Regions from separate parts of the Homo sapiens genome. Here region 2 is linked to region 1. Evidence: chromatin loops called from intact Hi-C (ENCODE). Cell type or tissue: A673. All regions are shown on one strand. Each heading gives the region's core, and the rest is flanking DNA. Links, peaks and the distances in the headings are about the cores only. Region 1 overlaps MC2R (melanocortin 2 receptor). Region 2 overlaps MC5R (melanocortin 5 receptor).

Evidence for each region. A loop is a pair of places that touch in the nucleus more often than their neighbours do. Peaks named below come from ENCODE experiments on the same cell type or tissue, not always from the same donor. Only the 100,000 strongest peaks of a DNase experiment are listed, where the experiment ranks them.
Region 2: it touches region 1 in a loop (2.4-fold over the local background); 8 of 110 quality-filtered maps call a loop at or near these places.

Annotation. Positions count from the first base shown.
Region 1 is chr18:13,884,602-13,900,275 of GRCh38, reverse strand. MC2R (melanocortin 2 receptor) reads left to right here. Exons shown (of 2, transcript NM_000529.2): 2 at 14,630-15,674. The coding sequence starts at 14,758. The coding sequence ends at 15,651. Among named protein-coding and RNA genes, the nearest start is that of MC2R, 23 kb to the left of the region's middle. RefSeq lists enhancers at 6,410-6,529, 12,428-12,940 and silencers at 7,898-8,047, 8,078-8,127. In A673, for the core only: no CTCF peak of the experiment used is centred there; DNase peaks (open chromatin) are centred at 9,235 and 10,385; H3K27ac peaks cover 1,082 bases.
Region 2 is chr18:13,824,395-13,840,068 of GRCh38, reverse strand. It overlaps MC5R (melanocortin 5 receptor), which reads right to left. Exons shown (of 2, transcript NM_005913.3): 2 at 12,746-14,342. The coding sequence starts at 14,303. The coding sequence ends at 13,326. Among named protein-coding and RNA genes, the nearest start is that of MC5R, 8.1 kb to the right of the region's middle. RefSeq lists an enhancer at 4,616-5,116. In A673, for the core only: a CTCF peak has its summit at 7,762 (motif pointing left); no DNase peak of the experiment used is centred there; H3K27me3 peaks cover 1,866 bases.

The sequences.
Region 1 (15,674 bases), core at 4,670-12,669:
TGGTTTTTTGTGTATCCATTGTATGTTTTTTGGTTTGAGGTTACCAAGAGGCTTGCAAATACTATCTTATAACCCATTATTTTAATCTGATAACAACTTAACATTGTTTGCATAAACAAACAAGCAAAACAAAAACTAACAAAAACTCGACACCTTAACTTCATCCCCCACTTTTTAACTTTCTGTTGTTTCTATACATATTTTTGTACTGTCCATATCTTGAAAATTTGTTGTAGTTATTATATTTTATTGATTGCTTAGTCTCTGTACTTAGGATAAGAGTAGTTCATACAGCACAGTTACAGTGTTATGATATTCTGTGCTTTTCTGTGTACTTAATGTTATTAGTGAGTTTTGTACCTTCAGGTGATTACTTATTGCTCATTAACATCCTTTTCTTTCTGATTGAAGTACTCCCTTTAGCATTTCTTGTAGAACAGTTCTAGTGTTGATGAACTCTCTTAGCTTTTGTTTGTCTGGGAAGGTTGTTATTTCTTCTTCATGTTTGAAGGGTATATTCACTGGATATACTATTCTCAGGTAAAAGTTTTTCCCTTCAGCACTTTAAATATACCATGCCACTCTCTCCTGGCCTGTAAAATTTCTGCTGAAAAGTTTGAGCCAGGTGTATTGAAACTCCACTGTTGTTTCTTTTCTCTTGCTGCTTTTAGGATCCTCTCTTTATCCTTGATCTATGAGAGTATGATTATTAAATGCCTTGAGGTAGTCTTATTTGGGTTAAATATGCTTGATGTTCTATAACCTTTTACTTCCATATTGGTATCTTTCTCTAGGTTTGGGGAGTTCTCTGTTATTATCCCTTCAAATAAATTTTCTACCCTTATCTCTTTCTCTATCTCCTCTTTAAGACCAATAACTCTTAGATTTGCTCTTTTGAGGCTATTTTCTACATCCTATAGGCATGCTTCATTTTTTTTATTCTTTTTTCTTTTGTCTCTTCTGACTGTGTATTTTCAAATAGGCTGTATTCATGCTCATTAATTCTTTCTTCTGCTTCATCAATTCTGCTATTAAAAGACTCTGACGCCTTCATCAGTATGCCACTTGCATTTTTTCAGCTCCAGAATTTCTGCGTGATTCTTTTTATTTCAATCTCTTTATTAAATTTATCTGATAGGATTCTGAATTCCTTCTCTGTTGTCTTGAATTTCTTTGAGTTTCTTCAATACAGGTGTTTTGAATTCTCTGTCTGAAAGGTCATATATCTCTTTTTCTCCAGAATTGGTGCCTTATTTAGTTATTTGGCAAGGTCATATTTTCCTGGATGATGGCAATGCTAGTTGATGTTCATCAGTGTCTAGTACTGAAGAGTCAGGTATTTACTGTAGTCTTCACTGGCTGGGCTTGTTTGTACCAGTCCTTGGGAAGGCTTTCCAGATATTTAAAAGAACTTGGGAGTTGTGATCTAAGCCTTACCTGCTTTAGGGGGCACTCCAAGCCCAGTAACACTGTGGTTCTTGCAGACTCATAGAGGTACCACCTTGATGGCCTTGGACAAGATCCAGGAGAATTATCTGGATTACCAAGTAGAGACTCTTGTTCTCGTCCCTTACTTTCTCCCAAACATACAGAGTCTCTCTCTCTCTTCTGAGCCACCTAAATCTGGGGGTGGAGTGACGCAAGCACCTCGTCACTACCACTGTGACTGGGCTGGGTCAGACCCAAAGCCAGCACAGCACTCAGTCTCACCCCAGGCCTGCTGTAACCACTCCCTGGCTACCGCCTGTGTTCACTCAAGGCCCTGGGGCTCTACAATCCGCAGGTGGAAAAGCCAGCCAGGCCTGTGTCTTTCCTTTCAGGGCAGGAAGTTCCCCCAGGTCCTGGTTAGGTTCAGAGGTGCTATCCAGGTGTCAGGGACTAGAGTGACAAACCTTAGAAGTCTACCTAGTGTTCTATTGTCTGTGGCTGAGCTGACACTCAAACCACAAGACACAGTCTTTCCCACTCACCCGTCTCTTTCCGAAAGGCAGAGGAGCCTTACCCTGTAACCAACATCACCAAAGGCCACAGGGAACACTGCCAGCCTACCACCGATGTTTCCTTGTTTGCAAGCGCTCTTCAGTCAGGTTGTGGTGAATGCTGCCTGCTCTGGGAATCACCCTTCAGGGCAGTGGGCTCACCTCTGGCCCAGGGCTGGTCCAGAAATGCTGTCCATTTGTCAATCCCTAGAATCGGGGACCCCAAGAGCCTGCTTGGTACTCTATTCCACAGTGGCTATGCTGGTACCTAAGGTGCAAGACAAAGTCCCCTGTACTTTTCCCTCAGCTTTTCTCAAGCAGAAGGAATCTCACCCCATAGCTACCACAGCTGGGAATGTGCTGGGTCTCACCTGAAGCCAGCAAGTCTCAGGCTCACCCAAGGCCTTCAGCGTAGTACCTGGGTATTGCTGGTTGTTGCTCAGGGCCTAAAGGCTCTTCAGGTAGCAGGTGATGAATGCTGCCAGAACTGGTTCCTTCCCTTCAAGGCAGCAAGTTCCCTTCTGGCCCAGGGTGTGTCTAGAAATGTTGTCCAGGATTTAGGGCCTGGAATGGAAGCCTCACAACTCTGACCAGTGCCCTATCTTGCTGTGGTTGAGCTGATATCCAAGATGCAAGACAAAGTCCTCCCTACTCTTCCTTCTCTTCTCCTCTCCTCAAGCAGAAGGAAGGGGTGTCTTTTGGAGCCATGAGCTGTGCAGCTTAGAGTTAGAGGAGAGGTGATGCCAGCACTCCCTTAGCCACCCCAGCTGGTATCTCAGTAGGTTGTGCGCCCCCCAAGTCCGCTGTCTCTGGGCCTAGTTCAGCGTTAGGACTCGCCTAAGAGTTACAGTCCTTGTGGTCTAGACTGCCTTTTCAAGTTTACTTAGAGACTGACAGCACTGTAGCTTTCTGTGGCAAGGTTTGCGGGAACTCAAGTTCCGACCATTGGGGTCAGCGATTCCCCCTGGCTAGGGCTGGTCTAAAGACTTGCTCCGTGGCTGGGTGTCAGCCGAGTGTAGTCTGGTTATCTTTTCTATTCTAATAAGACACCACTGAGTTCAATGTTTCACAATTGCTGTGCTCTCCCTCCCCCAGCATCCAGAGATGCTCTCCACACCACGCTACCACTGGGGGGTTTGGGGGGGTGGTGTCTGCAATTTGAGACTGTTTTCTCTACCACTTCAGTGCTTCTTTCAGCAATATGAAGTTAAAACCAGGTACCATGAGGGCTCGCCTGATTTTTGGCTCTTATGAAGGTGTTTTTCCTATGTAGATAGTTGTTGAATTGGTGTCCTTGCAGGGGGACAATCAGTGGAGCCTTCTATTCTGGCATTCTGTTCTGTCTCTGCCTTTATTATTTCAAGGTATGTTGAGCTGTGATTTTAATTGTCATGTAGCATTCTATTGTATGGACTTGCGGAGTATATTTAACTAATCTTTAATCACCAGTTTATTATGTTGTTTTTAGTTTTTCACTACTTGATATAACAGGTCAGTGAATATCATTGTATATGCATCTTTGTAAACATCATTGATTATTTGTTCAAGGCCACTGAGTCATAAATCAGTCATGTTTTTAGGTCTTAAAGGCAGAGAGTGTGTTCCTTGCTCCAGATATTTAGTGATAACACATTTCATAGCTACAAGGTCTAAAGTAATATTAGATACCTATATTTAATAAAAATTGCTACCTGGATTTTGAATAATTTATATTTATTTAAATGTAAATAAATCATAGATGCTTATTTTATTTCTAACTGTTTTTTATCTTCTTTTCTTCAATTTTCCTTTCTCTGAACTGTCATTGTTCACATTAGGTTCCAATCTTAAAAGAAAACTATTTGCTTAATCATTGTACTTCTATATTCTTTCTCCAACTTTTACCCAAAGCACAGAATAGTTACCTCTCACACTTTTCAGCCAATTCTCTTATATTTTTCCTGGTTGAGAAAGCTTTGTGCCAGGGTCAGGGAGGGAATGGCTGCTTCTAGGTGTCACATCACCTTTCTTAACTCCCTGTGCTACTTTTTTGATTTGCACCAAATGGAACCCCAGAAATCTGACATTAGTAAAAATTTTCATCCCTTTACATTGAGAATCTTGGCCTTATACTTTTTAATCATGATATATACTAACTCTTATTTATTAGAACAACATCGTGCTTTTTATCCTGTGTGCCTCATAGATTTCACATTTTGACATAGACCTTATGTAACCAATATGAGTTGCTCCACAAAGTAGTGGTAAAATAGTCATATCTCTTAATATTCGAATTAAATATTCAAATACCAATCTAATATGTGAGAAAAAAAGAGCCAGTATCTTCCTCTGGGCTGCCTCTGTCCCCCTGAATCTTCTAAAACCTAGAGACTTATGGAGTCCAAATCTGAGCAAGACCAGTCTGGTATCTGATCTACTACTGTCCTTGCTTCTCGCTGCCTCATGGTGTTGCTGTTGCGGATGGCTCCTCCACCTTCTCACAGAATTTGCTAGTGCCAGTGGTATTTCAGCTCCTAGTCCCCTGCACTTTCAGTCCCACATGCAGCCTTCCCAGGGTGCTAACCACCCCTGGAGCTCCGGGCCAAAACCAGGTCTGACGTCACCTCCCCACCCTTCCTGGAGGTAGACTGTATCCACTCCCCTTCCTGAGAGTAAATATTCTCAAAAGTTGAGCTTTTTTTTCTTTTTCGACATTCAGAAACTAAGAGGTCTGATTTCAGCTGCTTTCTACAGGCAGAGGGTCCTTGCCTGCCCCTTCCTGCTGAATAAAAACCTCTCCTGACTCTCTTGCACGAAGGTCCCATCATTTCCTGCCCTCACCACCTGGAGACTTCTGACCCTGCAAGTACTGCTCTTGTAAATAAAGCTGTTTTCAGGGACTCTGCAGAACTTGACACTTCCCCCTGTCTAGGAGGAGAGTGAAGGCTGTCCATTTTTCTGGTACTACTTTGAAAGAAGAGGAAGGCAACATTTTGATCTCTAGAAGAAACACTTATTTTCCCATAAAATTTTAACTCAAGTATTATCCACTGAAATGTAAGCTCTGATATATGATGAAATTAAACCACTAACTCTGTTTCTTGTATGCTTTATATCTCCCCCAAACATATTTGTTTAGAAGCACAGGCTGTGAATCATTCAGATTACCCTGGGTTGTTCAAGTTGCTGATTGTCACATCCCAAGGCATCCATAAATTATTACCGTGCACCTCAGTTACCCGGGAAGATACAAAGAAGAGGGTGTCAAATTTGCCAACCTTTCAGGGCACTGCCCGGCTGCTCAGGAGACAAGACATCTACACTTAAAGCAGACTTTTCCCAAGAGCAGAGAGTGTCGCCTGCCACACGCAAGCCAAGAACAAAACACGCTGTGGTGTTGTGATGGCACAGACAGGTCGCGTGGGTTGATATGGAGCCAGAGACCTTCAAAACATTTGATCTTGTTTGGGCTTAAACAAATATATGATTTAGACAGAGGAAAGATTCGAAAAGTTCAGAGGGAGAGCAGTACTAAAAAATGTGACAGGCAAAAATGAGCAAGGCATCTTAGAGACAATAAGAGGCCTGGGCCAGCTGGAATGCGTGTTCTACACAGGAGAATGCTAGAAAATACAGTGAGAAAACAGCATGGAAACAGATTGTACAGAGCTGTAAGTGCCAAGTTTTATTTTAATAGAATTTTATACTTTAGGCAATGAAAACTAATTGAAGAATAATTTCCTTTATTGAACCCACACTGTGTTCCAGGATCTGGGCTGGTAATTTACATACGTTATCGCATAGAATCCAGACCACAGCCTGTAAAATCTATGCACTGAGTGTTGTTATCTTCATTTATTTACATGTACGTGAAGACAACCATAGTTAGGGAGGTCTACCTCTTTGATGCTGCTTCTGGATTTCAATGATTACTTCTCTTAGACCAAAGCAAAAATTAACTTCCACGAAAAGCTCTCATATGTTTGGGATAAATTGGATATGAGACTCTCTAGTAATACCCAAAAGATCGCCTGTCTCACAGCTATGTTGTGGGAAGAAATAGAAAAGAAAATTAAAGAACAAAAGGTCACCTGTCACTAATCAAACTTTAGTTTGATATTGATACATCCTCTCTCTCTCTCACACACACATGCACGCACACACACACACACACACACACAAACACACATGCTTCTATTTCTCATTTCTCTTCCAAAACTATTGAAAAATTTCCAGGAAATATCAGAATCTTTTTAAGGAGAAAGATGAGTGAGCAGAGGTGAGACACAGAGATTTATTATCACTCAAATATAAACTTCCAGAAGCCAGTGCCTCCTCATGAAGAGGTGTTGGGATCCAATGTAATATTGCTTAGGCCATCCCTCTGGTGAACAACCTCAAATCTATTCTTAGAACAGATTCAGCTCCTTTCCATAACAGAGTATCACTCCTGTGCAATACAGTTAAATGCAATCACAGAGCTGAATATCTGCAGACTCAGCCTCTCCACGTCAGTGATTCATCTTCACCCTCTGCATTGTACTATATAATTTGAGAAAAATCCATATCCATTGAGTGCTGTCTACAACTTCAAAATCTTCTCTTTTGTTATTGATTTCAGTCGAGCTTCCCTCTAGCCAGCAAGCAACACAAACCCCAAAGTAACTAACAGTGACTGGGCAGGCACAGGCGACAGCTGGGCCGGCTGAGATCTCCATTACCTCAAGAGGGAAGTGAAAGCTTGGTGATTAATATAAAGACTTTTTTTCATGTGGAGGGTAAGACAAGCAAAAAATAAATCCCTTAGTGAAAGAATTCTTAGCAGCACAACCTGATGAGCTTGGGCACCTTCAAGACCCTTCTACTTCACAGCTTGTATGAATACTCATAAGCACTCAAAGCAAGCACATCAACCAGCTTCAAAGCAGAAGATCTGCACTTCAGATGAGTCTAAAAAACCAAAAGGCACAGTGGTAAAAAATTACTCTCTGACTTTCACTATCAATACTCATACTCTTCCATATTAGCCATCTCGCCACCCCACGCCACAGTGGATAACAAGACAAATGCTTGATTCAGGACTACTTGTGAATCATGCAGACATATAAACTTCCGGATGTCGTTCAGAATTCAACCAAATAAGAAATTGGGTGGAAGCCATCACAAAGAATTTCACAGCAATCAATCGTATGCATGTCTAAAAAGAGGATATTCAGTGGGGGCTCCTGAAGGAGAAAATAGTTCACTGCACATGAACTGAAGATTGAGATCTGTTATGAAAAGGCACCAAAACAAGCACAAGAATCTTTGCAAATTGTTCATTTGGGGCAAGGCATAGTGACTCACGCCTGTAATCCCAGCACACTGGGAAGCTGAGGCGAGACAATCACTTGAGCCCGGGAGGTTGAGGCTGCAGTGAGCCATGACCACACCACTGTATTCCAGCCTGGGCAACAGATGTGTGTGTGTGGTGTGTGTGTGTGTGTGTGTGTGTGTGTGTGTGTGTGTGTGTAACAGATTATGTCTATCTCCATCTCTATTTCTGTATCTCTCTTTCAAAATAAGGTTAATAGCTCTCTTTTTTTCTTTATTGTCATGGTTAATTTTATCTCAACTTGACTGAACCATGGGGTGTCAAGACATTTGGCCAAATATTATTCTGACCCTGTCTGAAGAAAAAAAAAAGTTCATTTATTGTCACTTTTATTACAAGTCCTTCAAATTGTTCTACGCTGTTCAAGCCAAGCATCTAGGAGTGAAGGGGTGCCCTGGCAGAAAAGGAAGGCACATGAGCCAAGGTGAGCTGGGCTCATCCGCCACCCATGCTCCAACCACCACCAGACCCTGCCCAGAGGCCTGTGCTGAACAGGGATGGGTGCCGGTGGGGAGGGACGGGTAGGCCCTCAAGGGAAAGGGGCAGCCAGTCCTACAGGCTTATTGAGGGCTCACATCTTCCCACCCGCCCCCCACCATACTTCATCCTCTGTTTTCTAAGTTTGAGTCAAAGCCAGTAATCTCTAGCAAAAGTCACAATAACTCTTCCCCTTTCAGAGGGTGGCTTTCAACATTCAGACCACCTTCATTCTGACTTGCCACCAGAGGAATATGCAACATCCTTAAAAGCTGCCACAGGGGCTCTGAACCATCAGCGAGAGGGAGTCATCCATTCCCTAGCCCCCAGCACGACCCTGCATGATGGTGAAGGGCCCCTGAATTGACCCCAGACTCTGGTCCTCTCAGGACACAGGCCACCACTGGCCCTTTTAAATTATGCAAAACCCTGCCTGGCCCTGTGTGTTTGTTTGTACTTGACTACTGCATCCTGTTTCCCATTTTTTATCTCTTCTTTATTAGATCATCTTTAGCTTATTTTGCTGCTTAGTTTTTCCAGTCTTTTTCTTCTCTGTTTGAATTCAGGACCAAGAAATAGAAGCACTAATCAGTAATAAAGACAGGTCATGCACAAAGAGAAAATGCCACTCCCTCCCTCTGTCAAATGTTGAGGTGGGATGGGTCAGATGTGTTCCTGGGCACTGAAACAAGTAAGAGGCCAAGACCCGAAGGGCCAAAATGCTGTGAGCCTGCAGGAATGGCAGTGTGATTGCCCCAACTGGAATGTCAAAGCCACCAAAAGGAGGGCTCACAGACTCCACAGCAAGAATATAGACCAAAGTAAGATGCTGAAACAGTCCCCAGATGTGTATTGGCAATAATCCAAAAGCCTGACAGCACTTTGCACTGAAGAGGCTAGGGAAGGGGCAGGCACTCAGGCATTGCTGGTGAGGATGTCAACCAGGATAGCCCCTATGGAAGGCAGCCTGACAACATCTATCACAACCACCCATGCATACACATTTGCCCTCAACAATTCCATTTTTGTAAAATTATCCTCCTCATGTAGGTTCACACAAAACTATATACGTAGATGATTATGCATTATAGCATTATTTACACAGCAAAATATTGGAAACCAAATAACTATCAATACAGAATAGATTAAATAACTTGGGATACATCCATACAATGGAATACCATGCAGTGGAAGAAGGAAAGAAAGAAGAGGGAGGAGGAAGTGATCCATCTACTTTTTGGAAAGCCTCCAAGATAAGAGCAAGGTACAGACATGATATACAATATACTCTCTTTGAATACACAGGAAGCGGAGGCATGCTGGCCGTGGACGTGAGCCACTCAGCTTTCCTGCCATTAGAAAAGAGTTGACAGCCCAGTTTTCCAAATCCCTCCCCCACCAATATTCATGGGCAGCTTTGGCTTGAAGCCTCCCCATGGCCAGATGAAATGTTCTCAGAACTGTGCTGCAGTCTGAGACCCGCCCTACTCAATCCTCTTCCTCCTTGTGTGCCCAGGAGTCATGCCTGCCTCCAGTCTGCAGGCTCCTCTTCATCCTTGACAGGCATTGCTAATCCCATCATCTCAGCAATTGCTTCCCAGAAACCCTAACGACTGAGAGAAGACATGGATATTCATGTTTGCTGGTGTATGCATAAAGAAATTCCAGAAGGAGACCGGACTTCTGAAGGTGGCGATGGGACCGTTGGATAAAGCATGGGGAGGGAGCCTTTGTACTATTCATACATATCCACACATACAGACACACAGACATAAGTGTATTGGGCCGTACAACTTATGCAACGAGTGACATAAAAATCTTAAATGCATCTAGTGAAAACAAAGAAAAAAGGCAGCACAGAAGCTGGGACGCGGAGAGGAGCTCCTGATTCACTCAGAGCTGGTCCCAGAACCTCACCCCGACACGTGCAGATCAGCCCCAGCCGCGTGACAGCTCCCACCACCAGAACCCAGAGCTCAGGAGCACAGTCCTACACTGGCTCTCTCTAAAGCCTGGATTACAGGACTGCCCTCTAGAAAAGCCTGAAAGCCCCTGGTAAACAGTACTCAGCCACTCAGTCCTCCTTCCCCAGCTCTTCTCCAGAAGAGCAATCCGAGAAAACACCCAGCAGCGCAGAGGAAAGCGGCACAGTGTTGCTAACTTATCTTCAGCAAGATCCACGGAACCCCAAAAACACAGCCCATGGGCCCCAGGACGCCTGCAGCCCTGCTGCTCAAAGGCTTTCTGTAGCATTAACTCCCTTCCTAAACCACAAGTGGTGTCTACAGGTCTTGCTGTTCTCTAAATTTCAGAGAGATTTTTCTCTAAATGAAATTTAGAGAACAGAAAGATTTAAAACCATCCTGATTTGGTCAGATACAGAGGTTTAAGATTGTTAAGTTATTTTGTGTTCATTTTTTTACTAAAGCCATTAAAACTTCCTTATCAAATGAATATTCATGGAAGCGCTAAGATTAATCATTTTTGGAGCCAAACAGATCTTGATTTAAATCCCAGCTGTGCAACACAAAGCCTGTGGGACTTTAGACCGGTCTCTTGGTCTCTGGGCCTCAACTCCTCAGGGGTGAGTCAGATCAGGGGTGAGTCAGAGAGAATAGGACTCCCTTGTATTGTCAACAAGAGGATTAAAATGAGACCCACCATGCACAGCACAGGACACAAGACCAGCTGGCACATAACAAGAATTTAACACATAATAGAGCCTTCTCCTTACCCTTGGAGCCTTTAAAAAATATAAAAACTATATATATTTTTTTTGGTCAAAGATGATGATCAATATAAAAATCTCACTTTAGGCCCATGCTCCCTGGACTTTCCAAAGAGCATCTAACAGAGTGAGCCACATTTGGGGCCACATTTGAGTTATCCGGGGCCATGTTCTTGTGCCCTGTGATGCTGTTAACTCGATGATTTGTGCGCCCCTCCCAGCCAAAAAACAAAAGTCGGTTTTGCTTTTCCTTGCAGTCCCTTGAACAGTTATAACTACCCCAATTGTCTGCTCTGCCTGCCAAGACCTACGCCTTCAGGCAAACGAATCAACCAAGTTTCTTTCTGGGTACAGATTATAAAGCTATGAAAAACTTGTCTCTTTTCTCCTTTCTCATCCACCACCCCATCTCTGCCTCCTGGGGAGCACTGCAGAGTTAGAGCCTTCTAAGACCTTGTTTACTGCAAGCTCAAGGTGATGGAGCTTGGTCTTCGGGCCAGGAGTTAACTCCAGAGGTTCCAATAACATAAGAAAGAATGAGATTTAAAGATCACTCTGCCAGGTGGGATGGTTCATATCTGTAATCCCCAGTGCCTTGGGAAGCTAAAGTGGGAGGATGCCTTGAGCCCAGGAGCTTGAGACAGGTTTCAATAGGGTATGGACAGAGGAAAGCAGCATGGAATTGAAGGGTGGACATTTATTGCCCAGCAAACCACAAACCCTGGAAGGAGGTGGAAGGGCTCTAGACCTGTGTTGTTTGCAGTGAAGAAATCAAGACACAAAAAAGCAAATGGGAGAGGACAGCAGACGGCTTTGAATGGATGAGAGCCAGACATATGGCAGGTGCAGACCCCTATCCAAGTTCTTTAAGCCAAAGACATTGTTGAAATATTTGGATCATTGACGCCACCTCACAGCAGGTCCTTGTGAAGTTTAAATGGAGTGAGTTTTGCTTCTTCTAATTGTCATTTAGTGTGTTCTACAGGCAATCTCTAAGCAGGAACAACAGGAGCATAGCAATGCAGCAGAATTTACAAATCCTACTTGGCACTGAGAAAGGCCAAGTCGAGAGGAAAGTGACTGCTGTCAATTTTATTGCAGTTTGTGTTGGAGTAGGGGGTGCTGTGTCTGGTCTCTTGCATCTGTTGTTATTACCCTTGCCACTTGTGAAAGGAGTGTGACATGGTGGTCACAAGGCGGGCTCTGCTGTATCCTCTCCAGACTGTGGCTTTGGGCGTTTGCCCAACCTTTCTGGGGTAGCTTCCTCTGGGGGTTGAGTGAGTGAATGCATCTGGAGAATTAGGTGGTGCCCATGGCATGCTGAGCACTCATAAAGGCCACCAATTCGTGTCACTGGCCCTTCAACCAAGAATGGGGCCACACACCACCTGCAGCCCCCACCACCAGCTTGGCAGCATCCACAAACGTGCAGTAGCAATGCTTGATTGGTGGCCTTTTGAAGGGACCCCATGGGCACACTGTGTATCTGTCCAAATTCAGGGCTCCCCATGGATTTATAGGATTGGCAGCTGCAGGTCAGCAATGCACAGCAACTGAAGCTGGGCTCCCAAACCACCTGTTTCTAAAAAAATATTACAACCACTTTCAACATGTCTTTTTTTTTTTATGAATTTTACCATCAAATGCATCTGAAATTGGAAATATATACTAATTCTGATTACATTTAATGGACTCATGAGATGGGAGTATCTGTCCCAGCAGAGTCTCCATACATGGCCCATGCTGGCCACAGGTGTTGGCCCCTGTATTAACCAGGATTCTGAAGAGGAAAATAAACAGCAGGAGATGGGTAGAGACATAAAAGATTTACTATAAGGAATTGGCACACACAGTTATGGGGCTGCGCAGTCCCAAGCTCTACACTCAGCAAGCTGGAGACCCAGGAGAGTAGATGATGTGTTCTGGTCTGAAAGCCAGCAGACGTGAGACCTAAGAGGAGCTCACACTTCTGTGCTAGTCCGAAGGCAGGAAGAGACCAGTGTCTCCATCAGGCAGTCAGGCAGGAGGAGCCCCCCAGGTCGTCGAGGAGCTGGTCTGTTATCCTCAGGCTTTCTGCTGATTGGACAAGGCCCTCCCCCATCCCAGAGGGCCTCTGTTTTACTCAGTAACCTGTTCAAATGTGCATCTCACCCAGAAACACCCTCAGACACACCTAGAACACTGTCTCACCACATACCTGGCACCCTGAAACTCAGTCAGGCTGAAACATGAACACCAACCACCACAGGCCCCCTCCCATCACCGATGCTTCCCCAGCAGGTGGGGCACAGCACACAGGACCCCTCCCATCCCTGAGGCTTCCCCAGCAGGTGGGACACAGCACACAGGCTTCCCCTGCCATCCCCGAGGCTTCCCCAGCAGGTGGGACACAGCACACAGGCTTCCCCTGCCATCCCTGAGGCTTTCCCAGCAGGTGGGACACAGCACACAGGCCCCCTCCCATCCCTGAGGCTTCCCCAGCAGGTGGGACACAGCACACAGGCTTCCCCTCCCATCCCCGAGGCTTCCCCAGCAGGTGGGACACAGCACACAGGCTTCCCCTCCCATCCCCGAGGCTTCCCCAGCAGGTGGGACACAGCACACAGGCTTCCCCGGGCCTGGGCAGGAGGCACGAAGGTGACTCATCCCTGTCTGCCCAGGACTGAGGTGGTTCCTGAGATGCAGAACTTCTGGCTTTTAAACCCTGTCCATGTTTCAGGCAAACAAGGTAAATTGGCCATTCCAGGCAGAACCCTCACAGCAGCTACGCCCTGTCAACCCCTTCCTTCCGCATCCACCGGACCCACAAACCTCCTTCTGAACACTTGACCTCTGACCCAATCCTTTCCAAGGTAATTAGTTCCTTTCCAGACAAGTCCCTAGAGTGAGGCCGTGATGGGCTCCCCGTGGACTTCAGATCATAGGCTGTGCTCCCAAATTTGTCCTCCCTAGGAAGTGTCTTCCTCGCCACGTGGTGCTGGCTTTCCCCACTGGTGCACTGCCGCAGTCCGCCTTCACCCCAGAGACACAGAAAATAAGAAGTCTCCAGAAATGCCAGTCCCAGGAGCTCCACCTTTGAAACAGAAGTGCTGACGCTCATTGTATAGTCATCTTTGGGAATGATACATCAGCACCTTTACCGTTATCCCACAGGCTGTGGGGTCAGGCAGTGACCCAGGGAGACGAGCAGTGAGAAGGAATGGACTAAACATCTCCCGAGTCCACCGAGCCCAGCCACCGCCTCCCAGTCAGAGAAGGCAGCTGTGGGCTCTCCTGCTCCCACATGGACCTTTCCTTGCTTTACCTCTTTTTTCATCAAGGGCACCGCTGCTGTTCATCTGTTCATCCCACACTCACGTGTGTTCACGAGAAGGATGGGAGGGAAAGTGGGGCGGCAAAGAATAATCTTTGCTATCATCTCTCGGCTCAAAATTCCACTAAAGCTTTTTCTCACAAAGTGCTTAAGATGAGGGCCCAGTATATTATTTTACCTAAATTACAACACTTTATATATATTTTTATAAATGTAAGGGGTACAAAAGTGCCATTTTGTTACATGGATATACCGTGTAGTGGTGAAGCCTGGGCTTTTAGTGTATCTGTCATCAGAATAACATACGTGTTACCCATAGGGTAATTTCTCATCACCCGCCCCCTCCCACCCTTCCGAGTCTCCAATGTCCATTCCACACTCTATATCCACGTGTATGCATTATTTAGCTCCCACATATAAGTGAGAACATGTAGTATTTGACTTCCTCTTTCTGAGTTATTTCACTTTGATAATGGCCTCCACTTCCATCCATGTTGCTGCAAAAGACATGACCTTATTCTTTTTGATAGCTGGGGAGTACTCCATTGTGTATATGTACCACATTTTCTTTATCCATTCACCCATTGATGAACACTTTAGTTGATTCCATATCTTTGCTATTGTCACTAGTGCTGCAATAAACATACATGTGCAGGCTCCTTCTAATATACTGATTTCTTTATATTTTATGGAGGGAATAGAGTTTCTTTAAGCGAGTGTGGCTGGTTTTTATTTTCTAGTGTACTTTGCAACTAATATTTCTGTATACTCCCTTTTAGGTGATTGGGAGATTTTAACTTAGATCTCCAGCAAGTGCTACAAGGAAGAAAAGATCCTGAAGAATCAATCAAGTTTTCCGTGAAGTCAAGTCCAAGTAACATCCCCGCCTTAACCACAAGCAGGAGAAATGAAGCACATTATCAACTCGTATGAAAACATCAACAACACAGCAAGAAATAATTCCGACTGTCCTCGTGTGGTTTTGCCGGAGGAGATATTTTTCACAATTTCCATTGTTGGAGTTTTGGAGAATCTGATCGTCCTGCTGGCTGTGTTCAAGAATAAGAATCTCCAGGCACCCATGTACTTTTTCATCTGTAGCTTGGCCATATCTGATATGCTGGGCAGCCTATATAAGATCTTGGAAAATATCCTGATCATATTGAGAAACATGGGCTATCTCAAGCCACGTGGCAGTTTTGAAACCACAGCCGATGACATCATCGACTCCCTGTTTGTCCTCTCCCTGCTTGGCTCCATCTTCAGCCTGTCTGTGATTGCTGCGGACCGCTACATCACCATCTTCCACGCACTGCGGTACCACAGCATCGTGACCATGCGCCGCACTGTGGTGGTGCTTACGGTCATCTGGACGTTCTGCACGGGGACTGGCATCACCATGGTGATCTTCTCCCATCATGTGCCCACAGTGATCACCTTCACGTCGCTGTTCCCGCTGATGCTGGTCTTCATCCTGTGCCTCTATGTGCACATGTTCCTGCTGGCTCGATCCCACACCAGGAAGATCTCCACCCTCCCCAGAGCCAACATGAAAGGGGCCATCACACTGACCATCCTGCTCGGGGTCTTCATCTTCTGCTGGGCCCCCTTTGTGCTTCATGTCCTCTTGATGACATTCTGCCCAAGTAACCCCTACTGCGCCTGCTACATGTCTCTCTTCCAGGTGAACGGCATGTTGATCATGTGCAATGCCGTCATTGACCCCTTCATATATGCCTTCCGGAGCCCAGAGCTCAGGGACGCATTCAAAAAGATGATCTTCTGCAGCAGGTACTGGTAGAATGGCTGATCCCTGGTTTTAGA
Region 2 (15,674 bases), core at 3,798-11,797, 59 kb after region 1:
AGAAATCTGTGCAGTTGAGGTAGAGGCCTCTGAATTTTAAAGACTATCCTTTGAACAGTTGCAAACAGAAAGAAGACACAATCTCTGTGCATAATGTGTCAGCTGTGATGCAGAGGAGTGCCCATTTGATGGGTCCCATGATGAGAAGTCTGGCTGGATGAGAACCATGGCACAGGAAGAAGGTGAGGTGGGACCAGAGCTATGGAATCCCAGACCCTCCTGGCCAAGATTCTCACCAACATGCTGACGCAGAGGGGCTGATGAGTAGCCACAAAATCTTATGAGACATGTATCTGAATATTATCTGTAATGTGTCATTTCTGTTATATTAATACTAAATATTAAAAGTATTGAAGGAATAAATGAAGAAGGCACAAGTGTCTGAACATGCTGGATTCATTAGAATGGATAAGATGGGTGTATTTTTACACAATGCTTGAACAGGTCCATTTTATCTGGAATATTCCACAATTTTTACACACTCATTCTTCTTTTAGGTATGTTTGCTTAGATCGATATGCATACAAACACTAAGTTACTGAATTAATACATAGGTCCTTCCAGAGCCCTCAAATTTAGCTTCACCACATCCAGAGTATTCTGTGAAGAGAGGAATAAGTGAGGCTTTTGTCAAATGAATTTAATTAGACTATATTAGTGGAACCCCTTTGAGGTTCAGTTCAGACCATTTTAATCAAAAGGAATAAAATAAAAATTACCTGCTTCTAAAATTGTGCCTTCCAGCTGTTCTTTTTTTTTTTTTAAAGGCCAGAACTGAACACATTCTCAATTAGTCACCTAGCTCACCCACCAGACCCCTGGGTGGTCTGTGGTTCTCAGTCTAGTTGGCTTGAGCCTGGTGCCAGGGACACAAAAGTGAGGTATTTTCTCCATGAGAGAAGACTTTTGCTTGGTTTTGGGGTGCTGCCCTAAAAATCCAGGCGACGTGTCCCCAGCATTCCTTTGGTTGGTGGGAGTGCATCCATCCTTTCTACTGTGAAGGGCGGCGTGTAAGGCAGACAAACCTGGACACCCACAGGAGCGGTGCCTCCTGTAAACTGCTTTTCCCCGGCAGCGTCCTTCACATCCTTGGCATGTACCGAAGCCTTGGCCATTCCTCTCACTGTGGGGGAAGGCTGGTGCCCCGCCAGCTATGCCATGGGTGCCACTGCACCTTTTGTTCTGCCACCTCGGGCACTGTTCCGTCCATGCACATGGTGTGGGAGAGGCTGTGTCATTCTTGCCTTGTAAACCTGAGTCTGGAGGCTAGAGCACCCTCAGGAAGAGCCTTTCTTGCCCTTTTTCTTATCATTTTGAAGAGCCTGTTGCCTTTCTATGTACACAGACTCTACAATGGAGCCAAATATAAGAGGTCTGTGATCCTGTAGCCTGAATCAGAAGACATAGCTGGCTTCTCATGTCGCCATCGATTTGTATTGGATCTCTCTCTTTCTCAGTGTCTCATATTAAGTATCATGGTAATTGTACCTAAGAATATTAGGAAAAGATCTATCATGGCCTTCAGGACTGGAGGAACCTCAACAATCTACAGACCAGCTGGCTCCTAGCTGCTCTCCGTGAAACTGACCATTCCGCAGAGAGAGTTGATGAGTCCAGGCTCCTCCTGCCCAGGTTCTTGGCACATCCCTGGCCCCTGGAGCTCCTAGGACTCCACCTGAAGTTTGAAAACCACCAGGCCTAGTCAAACTCTCCCCTTTACAGCAAGTGCAGCTGAAATGAGGGAATTTCCAAAACATATGCAGTTACTTCATATCACAAGAATTGCGGCCGGGCGCAGTGACTCACACCTGTAAACCCAGCACTTTGGGAGGCTGAGGTGAGCAGATCACCTGAGGTCAGGAGTTCAAGACCAGCCTGGCCAACATGGCAAAACCCCATTTCTACTAAAAATACAAGAATTAGCCAAGCATGGTGTCACATGCCTATAATCCCAGCTACTTGGGAGGCTGAGGCAGGAGAATTGCTTGAACCCGGGAGGCGGAGGTTGCAGTGAGCCAAGATCGTGCCACTGCACTCCAGGCTGGGCGACAAAGTGAGACTCTGTCTCAAAAAAAAAAAAAAAAAAAAATTGCAAGAACCCAGGTCTCCTGCTCCAGGGCTCAGTATGTGTTCTACTGCCCCACAGTTCTTCCTACAAAATGAGGAAAGGCTTATTTATCTAATTTGTGAGGGCAACTATATATTCTTTATTATGAAGGAATTCACTTTGACAACAATTATGAAGCCCAGACTGAGTTACTAGCACGAGTTCTAGGGGTAGCTACATCCCACTCTGAACTTTCCGGTTATAATCCTTGCCTTCTTTCTCGGCCTTCACAGAAAACCCAGACTCAAGCCCCGCCCTCCTTTTCCTGGAAAATGCCAAAGCCAACTGCGTAAGAGGTTTTTTTCTCCCAGGAAGAACCTTGTCTTCCTAGAAAACAATCTCCACCTCCCCACACTTTGCTGTATGAGGCAGAGAACAGCCCCAAACATGGACAGGCCTCGGTGGAAAGGGTGCGTTGTTGCTGTTGTGAATGGGATGACACGGCCTCCTGGCCTAGCGGCCCAGGTCCCTCGCGGCAGGGGCTGGATTTCCCACCCAGAGCGGAGCTCATGGCCTGCAGCACCGCAGAGACGGTTCCTGGGAGGAGCGGGGCCAGGGAGTTCCTGGGAACGTGCTGTTTTCATTACTGATATTCCCGAGGGCTTCTCTTTGGGGTTGAAGGAGTAGGAGGAACTGTGCCTTCTTAAGAATGTGAGAGGGCCGGGCGCGGTGGCTCACGCCTGTAATACCAGCACTTTGGGAGGCCGAGGCGGGCGGATCACGAGGTCAGGAGATCGAGACCATCCTGGCTAACACGGTGAAACCCCGTCTTTACTAAAAATACAACAACAAAAAATTAGCCGGGTGTGGTGGCGGGCGCCAACAGTCCCAGCTACTCGGGAGGCTGAGGCAGGAGAATGGTGTGAATCCGGGAGGCGGAGCTTGCCAGTGAGCCGAGATCGTGCCACTGCTCTCCAGCCTGGGTGACAGAGCGAGACTCCCTCTCAAAAAAAAAAAAAAAGAACGTGAGAGAAAGAGGACACTGAGGTGAGGGGAAGACGGGAAGACAAAGCGCGGCGTCTGCCCGTGTCCGGAGCCCTGCGCTGAGTTCTCACTGAGAGCAGGACTGGAGGGCGGATCCTAGGAGCACTGTTTCCATGGCTCCCTAGAAAGAGGCCAGGCACAAGAAGGGCAGGACAGAGCCCAGGGCGGGGAGTCTGCCCGCTTCCGTAGCAGCCCCAGGCACGCGGCTCTGGAAGCTTGTCCACAGATCTAGCTGTCGCTCCTCGCCCTGCAGTCGCTCCTCGTGCAGCCTTATCCTGTGACTGCGGGCACTGCCCGTGCTGTGCCCTTCTCTTGCGCAACTGCCTGTCTGATATCTACACAGAATTTCCCCATCTCCGGAGACGCCCTGCCTGCGGCTCTAGTCAGAAATCAGGCTGTCTTGATTTCTTTCTACCCCTTACTTTCCACATTCTACCCCCAGACTGGACACCTCCAGTCTCTGCCCCCTTCACAGCCACCCAGGCCAGCATCCCTCTTGCCCAAGGAACCGAAACACTATCTGGATGCCTCCTGACACCGGCTGAACTCTCACAGCCACCCCAGAGCCAGAGATGTTTCTTTTTTTTTTTTTTTTAATTATACTCTAAGTTTTAGGGTACATGTGCACAACATGCAGGTTAGTTACATATGTATACATGTGCCATGCTGGTGCGCTGCACCCACTAACGTGTCATCTAGCATTAGGTATATCTCCCAATGCTATCCCTCCCCCCTCCCCCGACCCCACCACAGTCCCCAGAGTGTGATATTCCCCTTCCTGTGTCCATGTGATCTCATTGTTCAATTCCCACCTATGAGTGAGAATATGCGGTGTTTGGTTTTTTGTTCTTGCCATAGTTTACTGAGAATGATGGTTTCCAATTTCATCCATGTCCCTACAAAGGACATGAACTCATCATTTTTTATGGCTGCATAGTATTCCATGGTGTATTATGTGCCACATTTTCTTAATCCAGTCTATCATTGTTGGACATTTGGGTTGGTTCCAAGTCTTTGCTATTGTGAATAGTGCCGCAATAAACATACGTGTGCATGTGTCTTTATAGCAGCATGATTTATATAAACTCTTGTCGTGTTATTCACTTCCTGGTGGAAAACCCCTTGATAAGCTCCTATTACCCTTAGGAGGAAATAGAACCTCTTTAAAATGGGGACTGTGCATCTACTACCCATCTGTCTCGGTTTCAGCCCCATGGACTCTCCTTTCGTCTCCGCATTCTTTCTTCTGGTGTCCAAACTCTTCCATCATGAATCTTTATCAGTAGATAATTTTCTGTGTATTTTTACCAGTCATATATTTTGAGTACGTATTTACCAATTATATACACATCTTATTGCTGATTTTATTTTTAAATCAGTAAAGCATAGCTATTTAGATAATATTTCCTTCTGTAACTCCAGGGATTCATCTTGCACAGCCGTGGGCCGGGTGCTCACTTTGTGGGGACTTCTGCTGTGGCCACGTGCAGTCCCTCCAGACCAGGAGTCCCCATCCCCCCAGCCACAGACCAGACCAATTAGGAACCAAGCCGCACAGCAGGAGGTGAGCAGAGGCAAGCAAGCATTACTGCGTGAGCCCTGCCTCCTGTCAGATCAGCCTCCTCAACATTAGATTCTCATAGGAGCGTGAACCCTACTGTGAACTGCACATGTGAGGGATCTAGGTTATGTGTTCCTTATGAGAATCAAATGCCTGATGATCCATCACCATCTCCCATCACCCCCAGATAGGACCATCTAGTTGCAGGAAAACAAGCTCAGGGCTCCCACTGATTCTACATTATGGTGAGTTGTATAATTATTTCATTACATATTACAATGTAATAATAATAGAAATAAAGTGCACAATGAACGTAATGCACTTGAATCATCCCAAAACCATCCCACCTCCCAACCCCAGTCCTGTCCATGGAAAAATTGTCTTTCACAAAACAGGTTCCCGGTTCCCAAAAGACTGGGGACTGCTGCTCTAGACCTCTGCACCCACTCTTTCTCCTGCCCGGGGTCTTTCCTCACCCTCACCTGGGTGACTCCTACTCACAGAGGAATTTGGATGTTTATTAAGCCGACAGGCAGTAAAAAGCCAGTACTTAGAGGAAACAAGCCAATATGGGCTCAGTAATTAGAGCTCTATTCGTGGTTTTCAGGCAGGTGTTAGATTTGCTAGTACCAAATGCCAAAACATACAGTTACAAATCTCTGACTGTGACTTCAGTCCTAATCTCGGAATCTGTGTTTTCTCGGAAGTATAGCAGCGTGAGAAATCAGTGAGACATCCGCTCATTTGCCATTTGTTAACCCAAGGCTAAATGAAGTAGAAGGAGCCTGTGTTCCCAAACCTTACTCAACATTCATAAGGCTTAATTAAACTGACATTCAGACAGGGGTCAGAAAACGCAGGATTAATATTTGGATTGCTTCCAGTCTTTTGCTGTTACAGTCTGTGCTGTATGAGCAACCATTTACATATGTAGTTTCACCTCTGTGCTACTACATTTGTAGGATGAATTCCCATAAGTGAAATGCTGGGTCCAACGGCATGTGCATTGATCAATTTTATGGCTACAGATGTTGCCATATTTTGCATTTTAGTAATTGTACCAACTTACACTTCTCCCAGCAACAGAGAAGTGGGCCAAGCTCCCTACAGCCTCATCAGCAGTGTGTTAACAAACCTTTGGATTGTTGACTTCTGATAGCTGAAAATGGTATCACAAAGTAATCTGGACTTGCATCTTTCTATAAGAAATGTCGTGGATCCGTGCTTGGTATAAAATTAAACTCACCAGAAACTTGAAACAAAAAAACAAAAACAAATGTCGTAAATCTTTTCATATGCTTGAGAATTATTTGCATCAAATGCCTATGGACTGTTTCTTCAAATCATTTATTTAAATAACAAATAACTCTTCCAGTTCCACTTCTTTGCTCCAGTTTAACGCAGGCATGGACCCTTTCAGGGAAGAAGCTGCATCTTACTTCCTGCTATGCTCCTAATATCAGTACTCAATAATTACTTGCTGAATAAATAAACGATTGTGGGCCCTGGAAGACAGTGTCATCCCAAAAAACTGGCATTAATGCAGAAACTTCAAAAAACTACTGAGAGGATATTTTGACGATGTTCTAGCCATCTGTAAGGAGTATTGCACCCAGGGCCATCAAGGAAAGACTTGGAAAGATGCCTCAGCCACAGTGCCTCCAGCTGCAGCCCCTGCATAGTGGGTTTTATGAAGGACCCTCCTCCTATCACTCATGTCTGGTGGGGAGGAGCTGGGGAGACAATCCCAGAAGAAGGGGTTGGAGTAAGCACAGCACCAGCCTCCCCCACATGCTGAGGAGGAACCACTATTTAGAGGCCATGCCATCTAATGTAGCAATCCTGAACAGCTAGCCATGAGGGAGCCACACTATCAGCTTCTGGAGGAAGCTGGATCTAGACCAGAATTTTTACAGCCACCCCTGGCATCTGCTCTTACCAGTCACTTTTATCTGGAACCTCAGCTGCCTGTCACCTCTCATCCCGTCTCTACCCTGCCCCTCCAACACACACGTGTGCACACAAACATGCACACGCACACACACACACACACGGCAGGGGATGGAAGGCTATGCAGTCAGAGTCCTGATGAAGGAATCAAACTGGGCCCATGCAGACAGCAGCAGGAACCCAAAGAGAGCATAGAAATCCATGGACTCAACAAAGAAATGGGGCAACTTCTGAAACCCCTAAATTTGAATTAAAAGACAACTACAAATTAGGAGTAGAAGCTTAGACAAGTTCTTTAATCTCTATAAGCATCAGTCTCCTTAGGGAGGCATTAGGCATAGTAATATTTATCAATTTTTGTTTTGGTTTTTTGTTTGTTTTTGTTTTGAGACAGTCTCGCTCTTGTTGCCCAGGCTGGAGTACAATGGCATGATCTCAGCTCACTGCAACCTCCATCTCCCGTGTTCAAGCATTTCTCCTGCCTCAGCCTCCCAGGTAGCTAGGACTATAGGCGCCCACCACCACGCCTGGCTAATTTTTTGTATTTTTAGTAGAGACGGTGTTTCACAATGTTGGCCAGACTGGTCTCAAACTCCTGACCACAGGTGATCCACCCGCCTCAGCCTCCCAAAGTGCTGGGATTACAGGCATGAGCCACTGCACCTGGCCATATTTATCTATTTTTAATATGGTTAGAGGATTAAATGAGATAATGCTTTCAAAACCTTGCAATTTGCACTCAAAAAATTTTTTGAATAGCTTTTTTTTTTTTTTCCCGGGACAGGGTCTTGTTCCATCACCAAAGCTGGAGCAGCCTCGACTTCTCAGGCTCAGGTGATCCTCCCACTTCAGCCTCCCAAGTACCTGAGATTACAGGCACACGCCTCCATGCCCAGTAATTATTTTATTTTTTGTAGAGGTGAGGGTCCCACTGTGTTGCCCAAGCTGGTCTCGAACTCCTGGCCTCAAGCGATCTGCCCGCCTCTGCCTCCCAGAGTGCCAAGTTTACAGGAGTGAGCCACCATGCCCGGACTTAAGCAGTTTTTAAGCACTGAGGCCTTGGAAAGAATTCTCACCTGGGGTTGTTTTAACTCATTAACTGGCTGGTCAGAGGGTTAGTGGAAGACACAAAAATTTTGAGGTAAGTTTACCACCACCTGCTGGCAAAAAAGAGTTTGACCATTAACTTTAAAGGGACCAGTCTGCGCCGAACAGATGAGTGGACGTCTCCTGACAGGGACTCTGAGATGTGGCGCTGCCTACCTGTGTTCTCTGTTCTGGGTTATGATCTCCATTTGAAGTCACCGATTGCTTTGCTCTCTCTAGTTATGTATGGTCCAGGACAAGAAGAAAGACTGATCAAGGAGCCAGGGTGAGGCACGACTCCTTCCCCTTGTTGACATTGGCAAAGGCTCCCGTCCCGGGCATGACTGTGCTTCTAAATAGAGCCAGCTTAGAGCTAGGCCTGGGTCCTGGGTGGTCTCCTGCTTTTCTGCTTTGCCTACAGGATGGATCTTGCTAGCCCCAACCATCTTCTAAAAATGTACTGAAAGGATTCCTCACTCCTCATTGCAGATTATACCTCTACCTCCACTCCTTTCTGAAAATCCACAGAAATGACAGTAAAAAGTTTATATAAAGGAAAACTAATTTATAAAAGTTCTGAGAACAGAAGAGGAGACAACAGAGGACTAAACTTGGGAAGAATTTTAGAAGCTGGAGTGCGGGTGGGGTGGATTGACAGAAAAACAGACTAAAGGAAGCCCCAGCCCAAGGCACACAAGAGAGAACCAGGGAGGGAGCCGTCAGGGTCAGCAGTTGAGAGCCAGGATGGAAGGATATGAAACAATTGAGGGGACCCACAGAAGGAGCACATGCAGAACTGTGGCATGGCCGTTCCACACCGATCTCCCCAGGGTGCCCTCAGAGTGAATGCAAAATCATACCCCCAAAGCACCCAGGAGGATGCCTAGGGGGAGCTGCATTCCCAGCATGAAGAACCGATCCCCATAGTAAATTCTCTCTCATTTTAGCTCAGACAGGCTAATAGAACAGGCTATTCTATTAGCAGACAGGGTGCAGCTAGACACCCTTCACGTAACCTCTGCCACCAGATGGGCTCCACACACCACCACAGAGCTGCACAACCAGCTGTTTTCATCCAGCAGAGCTGCACGGACCCATGCAAGTACTAAATCAATCAAGCCCACTCCTTCGTGGACAATCCAGGTTCACCCAGCAGCTGAGGGAAATGAGCCTTACCCATGAGAAGGAGCATGATAAACAGGACAATTGACTTTGGAGGAAACAAATGATTCAAGTCAGATGACAGAGTTTTAAAAAATCTAATGACAGTCTTCAGAAAAAATAGACAAGATATGGGTCTATGAATGCAGGAACAGCTTGCTATAAAAAGAAGGCAAGGAAAGGATAAATAGAAAGTCACAGAAATTAAAAATATAGTTACCAAATTAAAATTCAATAGAAGAGGTGGGGGAAAAGACAAAGTTGAAGAAGTCTTTCAGAACACATAAAAAAAAGACAAGAGAGGAAGCAGGTAGTACGAGAAAGATTCAGGGACATGGAAGATGGATGCCGATGGACCCATGTTTGACTAATACGAGTCATGAAAAGAGAAAAAGAGAAATGGAAAAAGAAAAAAAATTAATCAAAGAAATAAGAGGAGATGATTTCCCAGGATGATGAAGAACACCTGTGATGAAAAGCTGCCATTCCTGACTGCCTCTCCTGTTCTAACCTGTAATTCAGCTATTATGGCTGGAGCTCCAGCAGCCCTTTTGGGCCATGAATTGACCTTAAACAATGATAGAAGCCAGGCATGGTGGTACACATAGTCCCAGCTACTCAGGAGGCTGAGGCAAGAGGACCACTTGAGTTCAAGACTAGCCTGGGCAACACAGCAAGACCTCATCTCTTTTTTTAAAAAAAGATAGAAGTCTGGATTCTTTATTGTGCCTTTGAGCTCCATTCTAGCCTTGAAATCCTTACCTCCCAACTTCTTCTCTGTAAAAGAGAAATAAACTTTCATCTTGGCCACGTCACTGGATTTCTGCAGGTTTTCTGTTACGTGTAACAAACCAGCTTCTAACTCTGTGCTGTCCAATATGGTAGTCATTAGCCACATGCAGTTATTTAAATATAAATTAACTAAAATTAAATTAAATTAAAATTCAAGGACTGGGTGCGGTGGCTCATGCCTGTAATCCCAGCACTTTGGGAGGCCATGGTGGGCAGATCACGAGGTCAGGAGATCGAGACCATCCTGGCTAACACAGTGAAACCCCATCTCTATTAAAAATAGAAAAAAAAAATTAGCCAGGCATGGTGGCGGGCACCTGTAGTCCCGGCTACTTGGGAGGCTGAGGCAGGAGAATGGCGTGAACCCAGGAGGTGGAGCTTGCAGTGAGCCAAGATAGCACCACTGCACTCCAGCCTGGGCGACAGAGTGAGACTTTGTCTCAAAAAGAAAAAAAAAAAAATTCAGGTCCTCAGTCACACTGGCCACATTTTAAAAGCTCAACTGCCACATGTAGCTAGTGGCTACTATAGTGGACAAAGCAGAGACAAAACATTCCCATCATCGTGGAAGGTTCTGTTGGACAGCACTGCCCTGACACAAATCCCTTCTCACAAAGATGCTTGTGTTCTGGCAAAGGACATAAAAACAATCTACTCTCCGGAGTACCCAGCAGAATGTGTGCCATTGTGAGGTATAATTATGGAGGTCAAAAGGGCCTCCTAGAAGAAAGGCATCTGGGATGAACGTTAAGATTCATATGGGTATAGACGGTGTGCCCTGAAGATTGTGCAGCTTCAACACAATCTGGAAGCAGAAAAACACAAGACATGCTCAGAGTCATCTAATTTTATTGATGTGTAGGATCTGGAAATCTGTCATGTCTTGAAATAACTAATGTCCTATAAACTCACTGATGGCAGAGATTCTCTAATGGCCACTGCTTCTAGCCCCACTGTGAGCACATGCTAGGTGATATCCCTAAAATGCTTGCTCACTAAGACACAGACTTTTGCACAGTATATAAGGTCAAGTGTGCAATTTTATTTTATTTGTAGGTGTTATATCATTTTGGTCTGAGACATGGCCATCCTACAGGCAATAAATATTGTCAAGGAGACTTCACCACAAGTCACCAACGAATGTGCCTTCTCATTTTGCAGTAGCTGCTAACGAATTGGCAGAAAGACCAAAACCATTCTGGATATCAGAATGACCAGTTCAAACAGGTGGTCTGCTCCTTCCATTTTATTAACCATTTCCTTGAACACACGTTTTTACATCAAACAAATTTCCTACAGAAGCAGATATTTAACATACCATATCATACAATATTTGACAGTTATATATATTCTTTTTGGGGGAGACACTTTGTGTTGGGTGCTAAGGGTTGGCTCATTTATGTACAGATATTTACCAAGTCACTACACACATGTATTCCTTCCAAATGAAGACACATCTAAATACTAGGGTTATTTCTGCACTATTTATAAAGATTAAAAGGCATTTGAGCATTTCCATAAAGACCTTTTTATGAAAGGTCAGATCTTGTAGCAACTCATGAAGCACCAGAGCAGAAAATTAGCCTAAAGAGAATTGGGTTCCTAGACGGGGCCAGTGTCAACCACAGGGTTGAAGTTTCTGCCCATAGGATTGGAACTCATTTAGTACTCAGGTCTAGCAGGCAGAAGAGTCAATACACATTTGTTTTGCAACAATAACAAGCATTCCTGGTGCACCTGCTCCATGCCTGAAGCTGCTGTAGGACATGGGGCCACCGAGATGCGTGGGGCAGAAGAGAGGCCAGCTTTCACAGAAGCCAGGCTCCTGAGACACATCCCACGGGAACAATGCACTGTGGTTCCCCATGGTGGTTACACGGGACCACTTACTGCCCATTCGTGGATACACACATGAATTTTCAGCAAAAAGGAACAGGAAACATTTGAAAAGATAGCTGCCCCTTCAAAACTCAGTTGCCAACAGCCTGCTAATTTGCCAGTTTTCAAATGATTTGGATGTCTTATGCACACTCCTGTTCATGCCAGCACCGTTTCTTTCCTGGACTCTGCATTTCCAGGGGCAGGGGTCAAGTGCATAAGTTATTGATATGGCTACACCCAGGAAGCCCCTCTGTCCTGGCAGGCCTCAACAGGAAGGGTCCCTCTTCTGCACTAGCAGCTCACTGTTGTGTGACCCAATGGTCCTCTGCTTTATATACATTTTTTTCATTGGGTGCAGTCTAGATGTGAATGTCCAATACAAAGCAGAAAATAGGAATCATACCAAAAGTTATTACAAGAGTGGACTGTGAGAGCTGCAAGGACTCCAGCCCTTTGCTTCAGAGAAGGACCACACAAGCCTCCTGGTGTCCAGGCCACTGCTCTGACCATTGGCCCCCGTGTCCTTCCTTAGTATTTACCCCATCTAGTCATTTCTTTTTCTTTTTCTTTTTCTTTCTTTTTTTTTTTGAGACAGAGTCTTGAATGGTTGCCCAGGCTGGAGTGCAATGGTGCAATCTTGGCTCACTGCAACCTCTGGCTCACACCTCTAATCCGAGCATTTCTTTAAAATAAAAAGCAAACCCTATAGTGCTTTACAAATTTACAAGAAGCTCACACAATTTTGCAGTTCTCATGGCCATCGTGTACAGTCAGCACAGATGTGGAACCTGAAATAAGATGATTCACGCCACACAGCAGTGAAAGGCAGAATTAGCACCTGAACTCGGGTTTCTCTGCTCCAGTCTAGGTTGGGAGAAGATGGGGCTCCCTGGGCTATAGGTTGGGCCCTGACCTTTGTTGGCTGCTGAAATGAGATTGACATGCCTCCAAGTACACAGGCCAGAGTTCAGACTCCAACACAGATCCGGTGTGAGCCACTCAAAGCAAGCCTGGCTGTGGACGTGTGCTACTTGCAGCACTGGGCACCTTGAACTCCTTGAGCCCCTGTAATGCCCCCAGTCATCCTTTTGGAAACCCCAGATTGAGCCCAAATAAGACAGTAAGAAAGAGTCACAGAGTCTTCCACAGCACATGAGGCAGGGTTTCTAGCATAAGGTTTTATGTCTGGGTAAGCGCAACACCATGATTGACAGAAGTACAATTATTCAGACAATTATGAACAAAAGCCATGAATCAAAAGTTCAGGCAAGGGGAGCAAAGAAGACATTTCAGAACAAATGAACAGATTGCTTCTGATGGAAAGAATCTGGCCACTCTTTTCTTCCCTGAAAAGCATGCATAGCTCAGAGTGCAGCCAGCAGAGTGTGGACCTGCTTCTGGGGAGAAGAAGCAATCCCACCTGGCGTCGATATCACGGTTTTCTTCGCGTCACAATACGTGTTTCATCATGTCTGGCTTGCACTGAGGGTGCTGTGCATTCCCCGAGCACATGCCTGCTAGGTGGAGGGTGGATGGGGCCCCCAGAAATGGGTGGGAGCAGTAGAAACCATAGGACACAAAAGGACAGTAAGAAATTGTCATGACTGTCCCCAGAGTGGATAAGCAACCCTTGCATGTTGGACATAATCACCAGGAACTGAACAGAGAGAGCCTCTTAGGCCCATGTCTGAGCTGGTAAAGAGAAAAATGGGATGCTAGCACTCCCGCCTACCCCTTGGCTGTCGCTTTGTCATAGGTGAGCAAACAAAGGAGAACAGAGCCACAGAGAGGAGCACTTTGTGCTTAATCCCTTCTGGGAAAGCTGCAGGCGATCCTGAAACCACGGCAGCAAATAATCTCCTTAAAGGTCTTCCGCATCTCTTGGCTGCGGAAGGCATATATGAGAGGGTCCATCACGGAATTACACATGATGAGTATGAGGTACATATTGAAGTGAGACATGAAGCGAGAGCAGTAGAGGTTCTGAGGGCAAGAAAGCATTAAAGTGAGATGAAGGAAGAACGGGGCCCAGCACACGGTAAACACGCCCAGCAGCATGGTGACGGTGACCGCGCCCTGCATGCTGGTCCTCTGCCGCGCAGAGCTGGCCCCGGGCAGAGCCGCGATCCGCTTGACGTGAGTCCGCGCCAGGAGGAACATGTGTATGTACAGAGACACCAGGAGGAACAGCATAGCGAAGAACATGGAGATGAGGCACAGGATGACGTAGGTGGATTCTGAGTACAGGATGAAGACAATGCCGCAGCCCGTGCAGAAAGCCCAGATGCCGGCGATGATGGCCCCTGAGCGCCTCGCCGTCATGATGTGGTGGTAGCGCAGGGCGTAGAAGATGGTGACGTACCTATCCACTGCAATGGCCAGTAAGCTGCACATGGATGCCACCACGGAAATGCAGATCATGGAGTCAAACACATTGTCAATGTGGCGCACAAAGGCGTCTGCTATCACTAGGTGCTTGTTGTTGAGTAGGTAGATGGTGATGGTCTCCCAGGCACTGGACATGCTCACCAGCATGTCCGCCACTGCCAGGCTGCACACGAAGAAGTACATGGGGGAGTGCAGGTTTTTGTTCTTCACTATGGCCCCTATGACCAAGATGTTCTCCAAGAGGCTGATGACACCCAGAGTGAGAAACACCTCCACAGCAATGCCCATGTCTTCACATGGTGAAGACTTGTTTTTGACATTGGGTCCTGAAAGGTTGCCCTCTGTGGCATTCAGGTTGAGATCCAAGAAATGCAGGTGAAATGAGGAATTCATTGCTGGAGAAATACACCTCTTGTCTTGGCAGCAAATTTACTGTAAAACATGTTTTAAATTCACAATCCAAAGAGGTTAGCAGCCTACCAAAGAAAGACAGCAGCTAGCCTAGAACCAACACAGCCTAAGAAAGGGGATGAATGACACAGTGCATCAGAGGACTGGGCTCGGCTCACTCAGTCCTTTTTTTTTTTTTTTTTTAAGAGACAGGGTCTCCCTATGTTGCCCAGTCTGGTCTCAAACTCCTGGCCACAAGCGATCTTCTCTCTCAGCCTCCCAAAGTGCTGGTACTACAGGGGTGAGCCACGTGCCCGGCAGCTGGCTTGCACATTCTGACCTGCGTTCCTGAGACCTGGAAGAGTGCCCCTGGACACGCAGATTAGAATCTTCACCAGCCTCTTCTGCTCTCCTTGCTTTCAGCTCCCAGCCTTTCACATGCATCTTACTAGAGAGACACTCACCTCCAAGTGCCCAGGACAGTTTCACTTTTTATGGCTTCTCTCCTGGGCTCAAGTTCACTATCATAAGTGTCCCCAACTCATAACCTACAAAATCCCAGCCAGTCTCCCAATGTTCACATTCCTAAGGCTACTGCACGACATTCTCCTCAAGGGAGCTCCGATTTAAGACTGCCCAGACCCGTATTCCCTTAAGACAGACAGACAGGTGCATCCCTAACACTTGTCCTGACACTTCTTAGACCCATCAGGATTCAGCCTCCACAGCTGTAAGTAAGGCTATAACCAGAATGGTCTGTTACCCTGAGCAAAGTCACATGTTAAAAGCTACTGTCTTAAGTTTGTAAGTGTAGGCTGCACATACGTGTTAAAATTGAGGAAAACAGTGCTGCTTTTCCCTCAATACCTATTTTTCCCTCGCTTCTGCATTATGTGGAATTCCATGAGGTCTGCTTGATAGTTTATTAGGTCCGCGTGAGCACAGTATTTAAAAAAAAAAACAGCAATTTAAATGTACCACACTCCTTTGTTGCAAAATTTCTCTCTTATGATTCATTTTCAAAAATCCCTTTGCCCTCCAAACTCAGATCACATCTGGAGAGAATTTCTGTCATCACTGTCATCATTAATATTTGTAATCACTTTGGGAGGGAGGGAGGGGGTGAGGGACAACAAATTACTTAATAGGTACAATGTACACTATAGGGGTGATGGCTACACTAAAAGCCCAGTCTCCACCACTATGCAATACATCCATATAACAAAACAGCACCTGTACCCCCTAAATCTATAAAAATAAAAAAGGAAAAAATTGGTAATCTAAGCATTTATTGAACTACAATCATTTGTTACAGCTGAGTTCCAGCTCAGATATATCGGTAAATTATGCAATTATACTAAACATCATATCGAG